Linked DNA regions of Homo sapiens: region 2 is linked to region 1. Evidence: read pairs that join two places in POLR2A ChIA-PET (ENCODE). Cell type or tissue: MCF 10A. All regions are shown on one strand. Links, peaks and the distances in the headings refer to the core of each region. The heading gives the core; the rest is flanking DNA.

Evidence for each region. Peaks named below come from ENCODE experiments on the same cell type or tissue, not always from the same donor. Only the 100,000 strongest peaks of a DNase experiment are listed, where the experiment ranks them.
Region 2: POLR2A ChIA-PET joins it to region 1 with 8 read pairs; 3 of 35 experiments call an interaction of 5 or more read pairs at or near these places.

The regions. Positions count from the first base shown.
Region 1 is chr17:12,760,811-12,767,829 of GRCh38, reverse strand. MYOCD (myocardin) reads right to left here. Exons shown (of 14, transcript NM_001146312.3): 14 at 1-4,757. The coding sequence ends at 4,186. It overlaps ARHGAP44-AS1 (ARHGAP44 and MYOCD antisense RNA 1), which reads left to right. Exons shown (of 2, transcript NR_104607.1): 2 at 4,112-7,019. Among named protein-coding and RNA genes, the nearest start is that of ARHGAP44, 25 kb to the left of the region's middle. In MCF 10A, for the core only: no CTCF peak of the experiment used is centred there; a DNase peak (open chromatin) is centred at 2,079.
Region 2 is chr17:12,816,397-12,824,622 of GRCh38, reverse strand. All of the region lies in intron 1 of ARHGAP44 (Rho GTPase activating protein 44), which reads right to left. Among named protein-coding and RNA genes, the nearest start is that of ARHGAP44-AS1, 30 kb to the right of the region's middle. In MCF 10A, for the core only: no CTCF peak of the experiment used is centred there; no DNase peak of the experiment used is centred there.

The sequences.
Region 1 (7,019 bases), core at 919-3,418:
ATTTTCAAGGGGCTTCTGTATCTGGCAATCAACACAAATCTTCAAACTCTCGTGGATGTTTTAAATGATGGGAGATATTAAAAGATCTCCAAGTGATAGACTACTGGTGTTTGTCCACAAAGAAAAAGACAAGAATTTTGAAGTGAGAGATAGCTTTTAGCTAAAAAGTGATCCCCACCTCCACCCCCTCTTGGAAAAATGAAGACCCCTTTTTTTTTTTCATCGTAGCTGAAAGGTTTCTAGTTTGAGGACTGGGAGATTCTTAGTGTTCTTGCATGTGCAAATACAACTCCCTGGTCATTCAAATCTGAACAATCTGTGCTGAATCAATTCAGTATTGTTTATCTGAAGATTTGTGTGCTCTGCCCATGGTGGGCATTAAATATTAGCCACTGGATGAGTAAATTTGTTGTGGGAGTTTTCAGCCAGACCAGAATCTGTTTCTAAAAGAGCTGATTGACTTTAAAATAAATAACATTTGGAAAGGACTATTTTGAATGCTTGGGATAGGTTTTATTGATGCTTTTTTTTCAGGTTGGACATAAATGTTTTTGAATGGCAAAAGGCTGACAGTTCTCAGACCCTCTATTATTCAGGTGAAGATTGTCTTGGTTTCCTCAATTACTGGTACAATTATTGTAGTGCTAAGAATGACTTCTCCTTAAAAAAATTCTGATTTACTTCTCATAATGTGACAGCTGAACTGAGAAGTTCATAGATCAGAAAGTTTGGCCCTTTTTTCCTTCCCTCCTTTCTTTCCTCTCTTCTTTCCTTCCTTCCCTTCTCCCTCCTTTTCTCTTTACCCCCCTACCCATCTCCTATCTTCCTTCCTCGCTCCCTCCCTCTTCTTCCTCCCTCCCTCCCTCTCTTCCTCCCTCTTTCTCCCTTAGAATAGAATATGTGTTGTCTCAATAACGTTGATAGAAGCAGGGTCACTACTAATAAGCACTGGCTTCCTGCAAGCACTTGCACGAATAAATTTTTTGACTTCTTTAGATAAGTATGAATCTACCAGACTGCAGCAGATAGCTGCAAATGTCTTCAAGTCTTCATCACCATGGGGGTTCAGAGGTCTTAAGAAAACTACACATGGTCATCTTCAGGTTCTAAGAGCATTAGGGAACTTGAATGTGACCATCTTCGTAAGTCTCTGTACATCTTTTAGTCATGCCTGATTTGTCATCACAAAAGACACAACGAAGAGTTTAAAAGAATTTAAAATAAAATTCTCAATGGGAGACAAATTCATGGATTATCTGATCTACTGGAAGCAGCCAACTTCATCAATTTTCTCCCAATTATCTCCAGTTTTCTCCCTCAAATTTCATGTCTGAGCTATGAAGAGAGAGGGTGAATGCGGTTTGTGGAGACTGTAGAAGCAGGTTGAGAGCAGTTATCCAGAGATCTGCTCTTTTAACTGTGTTGGTTTGCATTAGGATATAGGAACCATTTTATCTTTTGTCTTCCGTAAGGCATATCTATCAGTCCTGGGTCATAGCCTCAAAGATCCCCATAAAAAGGTACAATCTGGAGAAGTACAGAGGCCTCCTAACTAGGTCTAGTCTCTCAGATAGAAATACCCAAGGAAAAAATAATTAACACTCAGTCCCAGGTCTCAGAGTAGGGGCACTGTGTGAGTTTGTTTTCCAAAGGAAGTAAGGGGAAGAAAAAACATACAAACAGCAAAACGTGACACCTGAAAAGTGCACTGACCAGCAAGCTTTGTCAAGACCCCAAGAAAACACCAACAGCTGAGGAATGAACAAATGTGTGGAGTGTATTAATAAGGTTTTCTTCCCCAGTAGCTTCATCTTCAAAGGAAACACTGGCAATTTTTTCTTCTGGATTTTTTTGGTTCTGATGACTGACATAAAAGCAAAATAAAAAATTTACCATGTGGATCTTTTAAAGCACAATACAGATAAAAGGAATGTAAAATGATTTTCTTGTTCCTTTCATATTCCTCTATAAGAGACTGTGATACCATTTCCAGCTACTAATGGTGAAGCTGTTCTGTCTTTTCACATCCATATTCATTGCCAAGATGAGCTTGTTCACGATAAGCAAGTAGCTGTGAGTCATCGGGTTGGAGCCGTTAGTCATACACAGAGAGGCAACGTGTAGTCTGGTTGGTTAATCAGAAATTCATAGTGAGAAAGGCCAGGTATCATTCACAGCAGATTAAGGGTTAAAGGCTTTTGGTGTAGAACTCTGTAACGCCGCTTTTGGAGATACATGCACACACAGATATAATATACACATATGTATATATCTATTATACATACATGTATGTTTGTGTGTGTATGTGTATTCCTCCACATCCCACCCCCAGAATAAGATCTGGCAGCTTTCAGAGTAGCAATCACCAAAAACTCTCTGTGTTCACACATTTTTACAAGTTAACAATGGAATGACTTCTAAATCTTTGGTTTATCAAAAAGAGAGCTTCTAAAATCCCAACATTTTTGATTATTTTTTCTATAAGTGCACAGTGAACAACTTTTTTTTTTTTTTTACAAAAGATAAAAACAGTGCCTTAGTGATTTAAATAAAAAAACAAAACAACAGCAATAGCTCCTTTCTACAGCATGCAACAATATAAAATGGTGAACTGGAGCCACAGAGAGCCTTACAGAGACTGTTCTGAAATTTTAGCTTTTTCCAACTCCCAGCCAAAGCCACGAGAGGTAATGAGGAATGCACATTAGACCATTGTCTTTTTCCTTCCATCGTTTTCAATGCGCAATTCTGTTTTCTTTCAAAAACCCAGATCTGAAATTCTCTCTTGTAAATATCATCCATATTTGTCTTTACAATGTAATGATTTCCAATTTCCCCAGAGCAACACAAACCAATAATTTCTTGAAAACTAAACGAGAATAGAAAGAACTTCGTGACTGATGGACCAAGTCACCAGTTTCTTCCTCAAGAAATTCTTGCAACTTCCTTTTGCAGCAAACTGTGCGTGTGGAGAATGAGTTCTCCAGAAGAACCTGGATTGTTAAATTTTTCAAAAATGGCTTTCTTAGGAGTATGGCAGCTTGTTAGAACTGAGAAGTCCTCCCCTCCCAATGTGGAGGCAGAAAAAGAAAGATGGCCAAACGAGGAACAGGAAAGGATTGGTACCTTGAAGGAAAAGTGGAGTGGGAGAAAGATAAACTGATAATAACAAAACAAAAGGAGAAGTTGGACTCCCATAAGTAATAGTCCTTCTATAGGAACCCAGGGTGTTTATCCCAGGGTATGTGAAATGATGTTATTCTCTAGTCCTGTCTGAATTATCCCTGGTGGGGCTCCCTTCCTGTGCCTCGAGATATACTTCTACCAATGTGGTCATCTCTAGTCTTTGGAACTAAAGGGGGCTGTGTTGGAGAGCTTGTGGCATCTCCTTCGGGGGAAGAAGGTCTGCATTCTTCAGGGTTCTCATCTAGGACACGTACTTATCAGCACAGAGATGGTGGGAATGATTGGGCCACTAGTTAAAAAAGAAGAAAGTTCCGAGTGGAGTTCTGTGGACTCAGTTCAGGTTAATTGTTATTAGTGACCACATCGAGTCCTGGGTACAGGTTCAGAACCACTCCAGCAGGGCAGTTTTGTGGTAGAGGGAAAAGAGAGTTGATTAGCTTCCCTGGAAATCGATTGGTTTTGTTCCTCTGTCTCAAGAACTTTTGATCTGAAGCTGGGTCTGGCTTCTCTTTTGAAAGATAGTAATGGAGACATTGGGCAACAGCTTCCATTGCAGGTATGTCTTCCATAAGCTTTGAGGGGCTGGCTTCCCTGTACTCCCAAAAGACTACGTTTTCCTTCCACGTTATGTCTAGTGAATTCATGAGAAAAGCTTACAGTGTGAGCTTATGCCCCAACAATGCCTGAGAAAAATTATGGGCTAGAAAATATACTGGTCTTTGAAAAGGCAGTGAAATATCTTTTTTGGCATCCTTAATCTGAGAAAGCACATTCTTTTAATGCATTGTTGAAATCATTAACAGTTACTGACTGTTGGTAAATATTACAGTATATGTATTTCTAAAAATGACTTTTGTTCTTGTTCATTGGCACAGAAATCATTGCTTCTTTTTAATTCTCTTCTTCTTCTTCTGTTTTTGGACAGTAAAGTATGTATGGCTGTGTGCTTTCCCCCATGGAACTCCATTGGTCTTCCATAGCACTGGTGCATTGGGCATTCTACCACTGCTGCAAGTGAAGGTCCATGGAAGAATTCAAATTGAGATCAGTGACATCCAGGAAATCGATGTTGAAGATGCTGGGGCTGCTGGTGGTGAGGGCGCTAAAGCCTGGTGTGGAATTTGGCGGAGTGAGGTCCAGCCACTCCATGGTTTCCCAGGGAGATTCAGTGAAGCTTAACTGCAGCCCATTGCTGTCCACAGAAGAGGGTGAAAACTGTGTCTGCATTGGAGAGAGGGGGCCTGGCAAGATCTCATGTGCATTGAAGAGGTCTTCTGCAGCCTTCCCAGAGAATCCATCCATTATCCCATCAAAGTGAGGCTCTTCGCTCCCAATTTTTAGAAGGGTGACATCACTCATCTTTCCTAGGGGGCTCTGGGAATTTAATAAGACTTCAAGATGCTCATCACTGTCGGTGGCATAGGGATCAAAGGGGATCTGGCTGCCTGAAGAGGCTTGTTCAAAGGAAGCCGAGGGCTTGGTGAGGACAGCAGTTGGACTTCGGGAAGATCTGGGTATCTTTGGGACTTTTTGAAGACATGAGTGATCCTCTCTAGCGTCTGCTGGCATTTCTGTGGGCAATACACGATGTGACTTGTTAAATCACTTCAAATTGAGCATGCCACACAATATGAGTGAGTTACACTTAGATACAGAAGATGGCCACGCTTCCCTGGTCACCGCTCACCACCCAGTCTCATCTCTAAGCTGCTCTATCAATCTCCAATTCATCTTCCCTCTGGTTTTTCCCAAACCCTTTCCTCTTGGGAATTCCACTCTGTGATTATTAAACTCTCTTCTCTGAAGGTTCCTGGCCTACTCCTCTGACCCCTGGTAGTCCCTTGAGGACACTGAGTCCATCCCAACACCATCAGTGAGGGCCTGAAGATGAGGGACCAGGCGCCATGCCATTGCCACTTTCTGATTGCTACTCCCCCCGCTTCTGATGACAACTCAGCAGTTTTGGGTTTTGAGGGTGACAGCAATGCCTCACCCCTAGCCTCCTGGTCACTCCCCCTCATCTACTGAAAACTCTGCTTCCTACTCCATTGCCTTTTCCCCACTTGAACCCTTCTCATTCTGTAACCTGAGCATCCTTGGAAATCACAGTGTTCATGCTGGCCTCTGAGCTCCCGACTTCCTCCTCAACTCCAGTGATTCCCCCACTGCCACTCTGTCAGACACACCTTGGATTGTGTCATCTCCAAATACTGCATCCCTCTGAAAGCTCACTTTCAAGCTATATTTTCTATTCTCTGTCCATCCTCTCCCAACCCTCCAAGCCACTTATTATGTACCTTGTAACAATAATTTCCCAACCATTTACAGTCACACTAATCCATAGACTCTACTATGTTATCACTGTCCACCAGCCCCTCTGGTCTTCACTTCTTTCCTTGTCTAGCCTGTATTTTTGGCAGAACCCCACACCTGGAGGAACCTGATCATCTGCCTTCGCTGAGCATGCTCTGGATCAGCAGAACATTGCAAGAGAAAAATTAAACAACTAAGCTGACTTGGTTTCACTTTAGATTTCTGAGGTCAGACCTACAACTGGCATTTAAGACTGCAAAACAACCCAGCTGTGTTTCTCCAGAAAACTCAGTTCATTCATGATTAAGTCATAACTGCTCTTCTTCCCCTGAATCTTCCACACTCCCCTTCTGCATCCTCACGCTTTTCTGGCCTTGCCACATATTTCATTAAAAATATACAAGGGCAGGCTGGGCGTGGTGGCTCACGCCTTTAATCCCAGCACTTTGGGAGGCCTAGGTGGGCAGATCACGAGGTCAAGAGATTGAGACCATCCTGGCCAACATGGTGAAACCCCGTCTCTACTAAACATACAAAAAATTAGCTGGGCGTGGTGGCACGCGCCTGTAGTCCCAGCTACTTGGGAGGCTGAGGCAGGAGAATCGCTTGATCCCAGGAGGCGGAGGTCGCAGTGACCCAAGATCCCGCCACTGCACTCCAGCCTGGCGACAGAGTGAGACTCCGTCTCAAAAATGTGTGTGTGTGTGTGTGTGTGTGTGTGTGTGTGTGTGTGTGTGTGTATGGGCATCTGATATGAACTCTTCTCATCTTTCCATTACAGAACTCATTTACATACATATGTTTGTACCCATCTCTTCCTTCTTCCCTCTTGCTACAATGGAGGAAAGGTCTGTTCACTTGCTTGTTGTCTGTCTCCCTTACCAGACTGTAAACTCCATAGGAATCAGGATCTTGTCTGATCATAGCACGGAGACTATGACAACGCCTGGCTACCCCTTCTCTGAGTCCTTTGCTACCTCCGTCTCTGAAATTTTAAATGTTTTTGGCTTAAGGATTCCTCCCTGAGTGCTTTTATTTTGATCTACACATGCTCCTTAGGTCATCTTATTCATTTGTGTGGTTTAAAATTCTAGGTACACACTCCATAATTTTTTAAGTAAATAAATGAACAAATTAAAAGGTGACAAAAAGAACATGCTGATTATGTTTTATTGCTAGCATGTATAACATTTAAGCATGAATGAACCATCCAGTGGAAGGTTGCTAATTGAATTTCACTTTGAGTAGGTAGCACAAAATGTTCATTATCTGCTTTTTTCTTTTATTATAATTGAGAAGGTAGGGGCATTGAGATTAGAACATAGAAAGAAGAAGTGCAGCAAGAGAAAACACTTAAGGAAACAAGGATTAGGCTGAAACATGAAAACTATTAAAATGATTGCTGAAAAATGCTCCTAGGACAAAGGCAGTGAGGAATCATCCACTAAGCCTTCTTTTATCAGCTCTAAAAATGTGCGAGAAGCTCAAAGGAAATGGCTCTCCCTGAGGACTACCTGGTA
Region 2 (8,226 bases), core at 2,395-4,894, 55 kb before region 1:
CTACTGTGTTAGAAGCAAAGTGGAAGAGGGCCAGAGTATCAAATGATGAATTAGAAAAAGAAAGTAGGGTCGAGGTTTCCAACTCAATCAGATGGGGCAGGTGACAACAGGAAGTCTGGCAGAAATCATGAATTAGGTCATGACATGGGGAGTGTGAGGTCATTTTGAACATCCAGCTGGATACAACACCCTAGACCCAGCCCCTAGAACTTCTTTCCTGGACATTAACCTCCTAAGAGGTTTCCCTGCTTCCACTTTTGCCTCTCCATTGTTTACTCTGCACCCAGCAGGAAGAGTGATCTTTTCAAAAATGTAAGCAAAATCATATCACTCCTCTGCTCAAAATTCAAACTCTTTTCCATGGTGTTTTAGGCCCTGTGGATTGACCATGTGCAGCTCAAAGAAGGCTCAGGAGAATTAAGTTTGAGAGTCATCCACACAGAATGGTCCCTGAAGCCAAGGGCATGAAGAAAATTGCACAGGGAGACACTGTAGAGTGATCCACGAGGAAATCCATTATTTCCTGCACTGGAGACCAATAAGGAGTGGCCAGAGAAACAAGAAGAAACCCAGAAGAATGTGGTATCATTCAAGCCAAGGGGAAGACAAAGGCAGTTCAAGAAAAAGTGATCCACAATGCCAAATTCTGTTAAAAGGTCAAATAAGAAAGACTCACAGGATGTACCACTGGATTCAGCAAGATGGAGTTCGGTGACTTTGATACTTTACTGAGGTTGGGCAGAGTGGTTTGGTAGAGCAACAGGGTCAGAAGCCAGATAGGGTAATATATACCATGAATGTGAGACAAAGAAATGGAGACAGTGAATACAGACAAGTCTTTCCAAAAGTCTGGCAACATAGAAGGGAGGAAAGCTAGATGGAGTTAAGGAGAAGTATCAAGAGATCTTCTGCTGTTGAGATGGAAGAAATCAAACATGTTCAAATGTTGATGGAGGAAACTATTTGAGAGATCAGTTGAATATACGAGAGAGAAGAGATACTTGATAATATAACACAGCAAAGTTTGGGAAAAGATGAGAACCAGATGGAAGGATAGAGAAAGAATAGCTTCTCTATTAGAACAGGTGGGGCAGAGGAGAGAGATGGTAATAGAAATAGTGAGTCTTAACTTCTTAGCAAAAAGTTAAGATCGTTCCATCCATCTGACAGAGCTTCAATTTTCTCTAGGAAGGAGAAAGTGAGGTTGGCCATAAGAGAAAGGACTGGAGAAGTTTGAGGAAAGTAAAAAAGGAAAGAAATACTATCGTTCTGGAGAATGAAGAACAAGCTGATCTGACAAAAGGATGTGAGGCAAGAATTGGGGCTCACTTAAGTTGAGTGGTCAAGAAGTCACAGTGGTACCAACCTGCGTTAGAGTCACCTCCTCCAACTCAGCTGCAGGCAGAAACATCACGGGAAGTATTTCAAGAGAGTTTGATGGTTACCAAGTTGATTAGAAGTATTAAGGGAAACTGAGACTCTGAAGATTCATTTTATCATAAGGACAATCATGTCCTCCCAAAAAACAAGCTGCTATGGCATCTGCTGTCAAGAGGGATTGCCAGATACAATATACCCTATATTACAGAGTCGACACGAAGTTGCACATTTTACCCAGGCCGATTTCTGAGTTACGGGCCTCTGCAGATGAAAGAAGATAGAAAGAAAGCAAAATCTATCTTCACAGTGCAGTAGACAAGGAGAGAGCTCTGCCTAGGACCACCACCATCTGGATACTTGAACAGAACGCAAGCTGTGCAACACTTCTTTTAGGCTTTAAGATCAACTGCCCCTTTTACAGACTTCACACTGAATTACCTAAGTCCAGCCTCAGAGTCAGACATGTGCATTGGGAAGGGGAGGACAGTGGAGTAGCCAGGCAAGGAGGGCAGCCAGGAGAACCAACATTTCACTATTGAACATATGTTCTTCCTTGCTCTGTGGCTGCATAATTGTTTCTGTTGAGCTCTCATCACTTCCACTCAAGGCCTAAAGTGATGAAACAATTCTATCCTGGTTTGCCAATGGCTTGCATTCTAGACTTGGTTTCTTTCCATAAATAATTAACAGTAATGCTTTATTAAATAGAGTATGGCCTTACTTATGCTTCATAGACCTCTTGGCATTGAACTCCCTGAGGTATCAGAGCTTTAACCCAGAAAAAGAGCAGGAATGCTATCACTCTTCCTCCCAAGCCAAGGGCAACCAGTGACAATCCATTGCAGGGGGCAGCAAACTATAACCTACACACCAAATTCTGCCCATCATCTGGATTTTTATGGTCCACAAGAATAATTTTTACATTTCCAAATGACTGGAAAAATATTCTGTGACAAATGAAAATTACATGAAATTCAAATATCCATGATTATAACTCGATCTACTAGAACACAGCAATGCTCAGTCATTTATATATTGTCTATGACTGTTTATTCACTATAATAGCAGAGTAGTTTCCCACAAAGCCTAAAATATTTACTGCCTGGCCCTGTACAGGAAAGTTTGCCAACCCTTTATATATTGTAGCCCTCCTTGACCAAATCCAGGCTCAGACTCTCAATACTTTTAAGTTAGTGCCTCAACAAAGTATCAATCAACTAGAATTGGCACCTAGAGCTAATGAAATCCCAAGCCCATCCAACACTAGGACTATAGGTCTTTATATGTAAGTTGGTAAAGTAGTGTATAAATCTTCTAATGGTAGTGTCAGAATAATCCTAGGAGATGCCAATCAAAATCAAAGCAATAACTAGACTACTTACCTTTCCCTATAGGAAGTCGGTTGATCTATAATACAAAGCTGAGATGTTGTTTTTTTAATAAGCAACATTGTGAAAGTAAAGATTTTAAAAACCGTGATTCACATTGTTTGGAAAACATCCAAAAGGAAAGGAACATAACGCTCTGCTTCCTTTTGGAAGAAAGAAACATAATGCTCTGTTTTGATTTTTTGCTTTTCTATTTTCTCTAGTTGGTGTTTTAGGATCAAAGTTTGAGATTAATGCTCAGGCACTGCAATGGCTCTCTAGCTCACGGTAGGCCAGGGAAAGCTATCTGCCCCACCTATGCTGTCTGTCCAACTTCTGTAACTCATACAGTAACAAGACTGGTTTTCTAACATTGTGCAATGTATAATAAAATGACTCTTGTTTGCCTTAAGGATATCACAGCTGAAAGAGCTGCATATATGAAGCCATGCAAATTCCAAGGCCCAAGGCACATTTAGAACTTTTTTATTTTGTGAATAACCTTCTGACCCAGGTTATAAACAAAAACCACAATAATCTAATCTCAAAACTTCAGTTTTACTGATAACATTGTTTTCTATCAATTGATAACCAGGTAAATGGAAACACCTGAAGACAACACATCCCTTACTCATCCCCATGCCCACGTTTTTGTTTTTGTCTTTAATCCTTGCTGAGTTGCACAACTGTCCTGTTTTGATTTCAGTCAGATTTGGCCAGTGCCTTCTGCTAGTCTATAATGTCACCTCTTCTGACTTAGCTGTTTGTTCAAATAGATGATAAATTCGCCAAATCAGTGAGATTGTCATCAGTGCCAAATATCTTCCCATATGCCAAACTAAAATCTAATGGGCATATTTGGAAAAGCATAAAGATTAGGGCAGTTAACTACAGTTAAAACCTTTATAACTTCTTTCTCTTCCAAAAAGCCAGGAGACATCTATCCATTCTTCAGGGTTTTAGATATGGTCTTCAAAGCCTCTGCCTGCCCGAACAAGTGAAAGAAACAAAGGTTGTTCTTCCGAGACTCACATATTCTCAGGTCTTCTATAACTATCACACTGGAATAACATAAAATCACACTGGGATAACATAAAATCTCTATCATTCAATCTTCTTTTCCAAGGTCTGTCTTTTAAATCTGCCTGTTTGGTAGCCATGTCTTCTTGAGAAACCTTCAATCACATGATTCAACACACTGTAGGGCCTCAGTGAAGGTATCCATGTGGTGTTGAGGGAACACAGACTTACTATATGGTCTATCTCTCACTCACCCACATGTTCCTCAAGGACAAGATCCATCTTCTTCATTTTTGTATTCCCACGATAGTGCCAGGAACACAGTACAGACACCACAACAGCTTATCAACTCCATTTTCCAGGTCATGACCTAGAAATACATCTTAACCTTAATTTTACTTAAACCTGGAATTTAATACTCTCCACCTATCATAACTGGTAATTTTTTTTCTTTTTCACTTTTTTAGTTGAAGTTTTAAAAATTGTGTTATTAAATCCTGAGTAGTTACAAAATAATATTTAAAACATTTAAAATATGGGTATTATATGTATCAAAACATCACAACGTACCCCATGAATATGTACAATTATTATTTATCAATTCAGAAAAAATTTTAAAGATGAATAAACTACAAATACAGTCCAGAAACAGACCTAAATATACTATACTATCAACTGATTTGTGACAGAGTCAACTGCAATACAATGGGGAATAAATGCTGCTGGATAAATTGGATATTCAACTGGAAAAAAAATGAAATTAACTCCTATGTTACAACACACTCAAATACTTATTTGAACTGGATTACGGATCTAAATGTAAACTAATAAAGCCTCCAAATGAAAATGCAGAATATCTCCTTCTATGGCATAGGCAATGATTTCTTCAATAGGACACAAAAACTATTAACCATAAAAGAAATGATGATAACTTGAACTTGGTCAAAATTAAAAACTCTGTTCATAAAGACATCAAGAAAACGAAAAGGCAAGCAACAATGAGGGGGCAGCATTGGTAATAACACAATCAGCAAATGACTTACATGCAAAATAGATAAAGAACTCCTACAAATCAAAACAGAAGAGATGAAGAATCCATTTTTGGCATAAGCAAAGGATTGAACAGGATTTCACAAAAGGAGACACCTGAATGTCCAATAAACTCATGAAAAGGTGTTTCACATCATTACCTGTTAAGGAAGTACAAATTAAAGCCATGATAAACTACTACAACACAGCTACTGAAGTGGCAAAAATTAAAAAAAAAAAAAAACTTGACAGTATCAAATACTGACAAGGGTATGGAGCAACTGGACATAACTGGTGGGAGTACAGATGATATAAATACCTTGGGAAACTGTTTGGTGATTTCTTACAAAATTGATCCATCAATTTTACTCCCAGGTACTTATCCAAAGAAACAAAAACACAATTCACAAAGAGATTTGTTCCATAATGTTGATAGCATATGTTTCTCAAAAAAGCCAAAAACTGGAAATAATTCAAATGTCCACCAATAGGTGAATGGATAAACAAATTATGGCATATTTGAGCAACAAAATACTTAAAAAGACCAAAAAAAAATACTGATATATGCAACACGTATGAATCTCAAAAATAATACATTGAGAAAGAAGTCAGGCACAAAAGAACACATGCCATATGATCTAATTTATGTGAGATCCATTCTCCATTAATTGCCCTGGCATCTTTGTTCAAAATCAATTGATCGTATTTGTGTAGGTTTCATTTTGGACTCTCTAGTCTGCTGAGTTGGATCTAAATGTACATGTCTTTATCAATACCACACTGCCTTGTTCATAGTAGCTTTACTGTAATTAAAATTGGATAGTGTGATCCTTCCAACTCTGTTCTTCTTTCTAGATTGTCTTGGCTACTCTAGTTCCTTTGCCTATCCATGCAAATTTTAGAGTCGGCTTGTCTGTATCTACAAAAATACGCTGCTGAAATTCTGATGGGAATTGCACGAAACCTATAGATCAATATGGGGAGAAATGACATCATAAACAGATTGAATCCAACAATCTCGAATATGCTATGTCTGCACTTAAAAGTCTTTTAAAATGTCTTTCAACAGTGTTTTATAGCCTTTGGCACATGGATCCTGCACATAATTTTGCTACTTCTCTAAATACTGTTTTCTAAATTGTTCACTGCAGGTATACAGAAATATAAGTGGCGTTTAGACGTTTCTGTGTCTTGAGACTTTCATAAATTGTTATTAGTTCTAGGAGATTTTTCATAGAGTTCTCAGTATTTTATACATAGGTGATCACATCGTCTACAAATAGTGGCAGTTTTATTTATTCTTTTTCAATATGTATGTCTTTTATTTATTTTTCTTGCCTTATTGCACTGATTAGGATCACCACTACAAGGTTAAGTAGAAGAAATGAAAGCGAACATCCCTGCCTCAATTTCAGTCTTAGGGGAAAAGCGTTCACTCTTCTACCATTAAATATGATGTGAGTTGTAGGGTTGTTTTTTTTTTTTTTTTTTCTTTTCCAGATGCACCTTACCAGTTTAAAATTCCTAATAATTCTAGTTTGGTAAAATGTCTTATCATGAATGGATTTTGAATTTTGTCATTTGCTTTGGCTGTACCAGTTGAGTCATTTAAAATGAGAAATTACAGTGATTTGTGAATGTTGGCCCAACCATACATTACTGGGGTAAATAAACCTCACTTGGTCATAATGTTTTATATTTTTTACATATTGCTGCATTTGATTTGTGAAGATTTTTTACATCTGTGTTCATGAGGACTGTTCGTCTATAATTCTCTTTTTCTGTAATATCTTTGATTTTACTATCAGTGTAATAAAGACCTCACAAAATAGATATGAAGTGTTCTCTCTCCTTCTGTTTTCTGAAAGAGACTGTGTTATTCCCTCAAATGTTTGGTACAACTGTCAGTGAAAATACCTGGTCCCAGAGTTTTGTTTTCAAAAAGAACTCTATTTATAGTAATAAAAGTATTCCAATTATCTCCACTTTTCAAGATACATTATTTCTTCTTTGGTGAATTTCAGTAATTTGCGGTTTTCAAGGAGTTGGTATATTTTACTCAAATTGTCCAATTTATGTGCAAAATGGTGTGTGATACTTTTTAATCCTTTAAACAACTTTCCAGGTCTGCAGTGATATCCCGTTGTTTATTCCTGATATTAGTAATTTGTGTTTTCACTTACATTTTTCCTTAGTCGGTCTGGCCAGATCAACTTTATCGATCTTTTCAAAACATCAGCTTTTGTTTTCATTTATTCTAATTTTTTTCTGTTTTCTATTTCAGTGATTTCTACTCATCTCTTTATTACTTCTTTCATTCTGCCTGATTTGGGGTTTATTTTGTTCCTCCTTTTCTATTTTCTTAAGGTAGAACCTTATATTACTGATTTGAGACCATTCTTCTTTTACTTCTTAATTTTTGTGGGTATATAGTAGGTATATATACTTATGTGCTACATGAGGTTTATTGACACAGGCGTGCAATGCATAATAATCACAGGGTAAATGGGGTATCCATTCCTCTTTTCTAATTAAGCATTTAATGCTATTACATTCCCTCCAATCATTAGATGCACCCCACAAATTTTGATATGTTGTGTTTTCATTTTCATTCAGTTCTAAATACTTTTTAATTTCCCATGAAATTTCCTCTTTTCACCTATGGATTATTTACTTAACTATATTACCAGACATTTGGGGTTTCCTAGTTATCTTTCTGTTACAGATTTCTAGTTGAACTCCATTATGGTCAGAGAACATACTCTGTATGGTTTCACATTTTAAAATCAGTTAAAAATTTACTTTATGGATGAGGATATAGTCAACCTTGGTGAATGTTTCACGAGCACTAGAAAAGAATATGTATCCTCTGTATATCTTATTGTTGAGTGAAGTATTCTATAAATGCCAATTAGATCCAGTTGGTTTACAGTGTTGTTCAGTTCTTCTATGTCCTTGCTAATTTTCTGTGAACTAATTCTATCAATAACTAAGACAGGAGTGTCAAAGTCCTCACCTATAACTGTGGATTTGTCTACTTGTCCTTTTGGTTCTATCACTTTTTTCTTCATGTATTTTGAGCCTCTATTCTCAGATGCATACACACGTAGAATTATTTTGTCTTTCTGGTAAACTGACTCTTTTATCAGTATGTAATGTCTTCCTTTATCTCTGTAATTTTCCTTGAAGTCCACTGTATCTGATATATTAATAAATACACCCCACCTTTCTTTTGAATTGAGCAAGCTTGCTAAACTCTTAATAATTCTAATTATTCATTTGCAGTAATTTTTTAGTTTACATAAACAATCATATCTGAAAATAATGACAGCTTAAAGCTCCTTTCCAATTTTCATCCTTTTTATCATATTTAAGATTTATGACTTTCCCTACCCTAATATAATTCCTCATCATATTCCACTCAAATTAA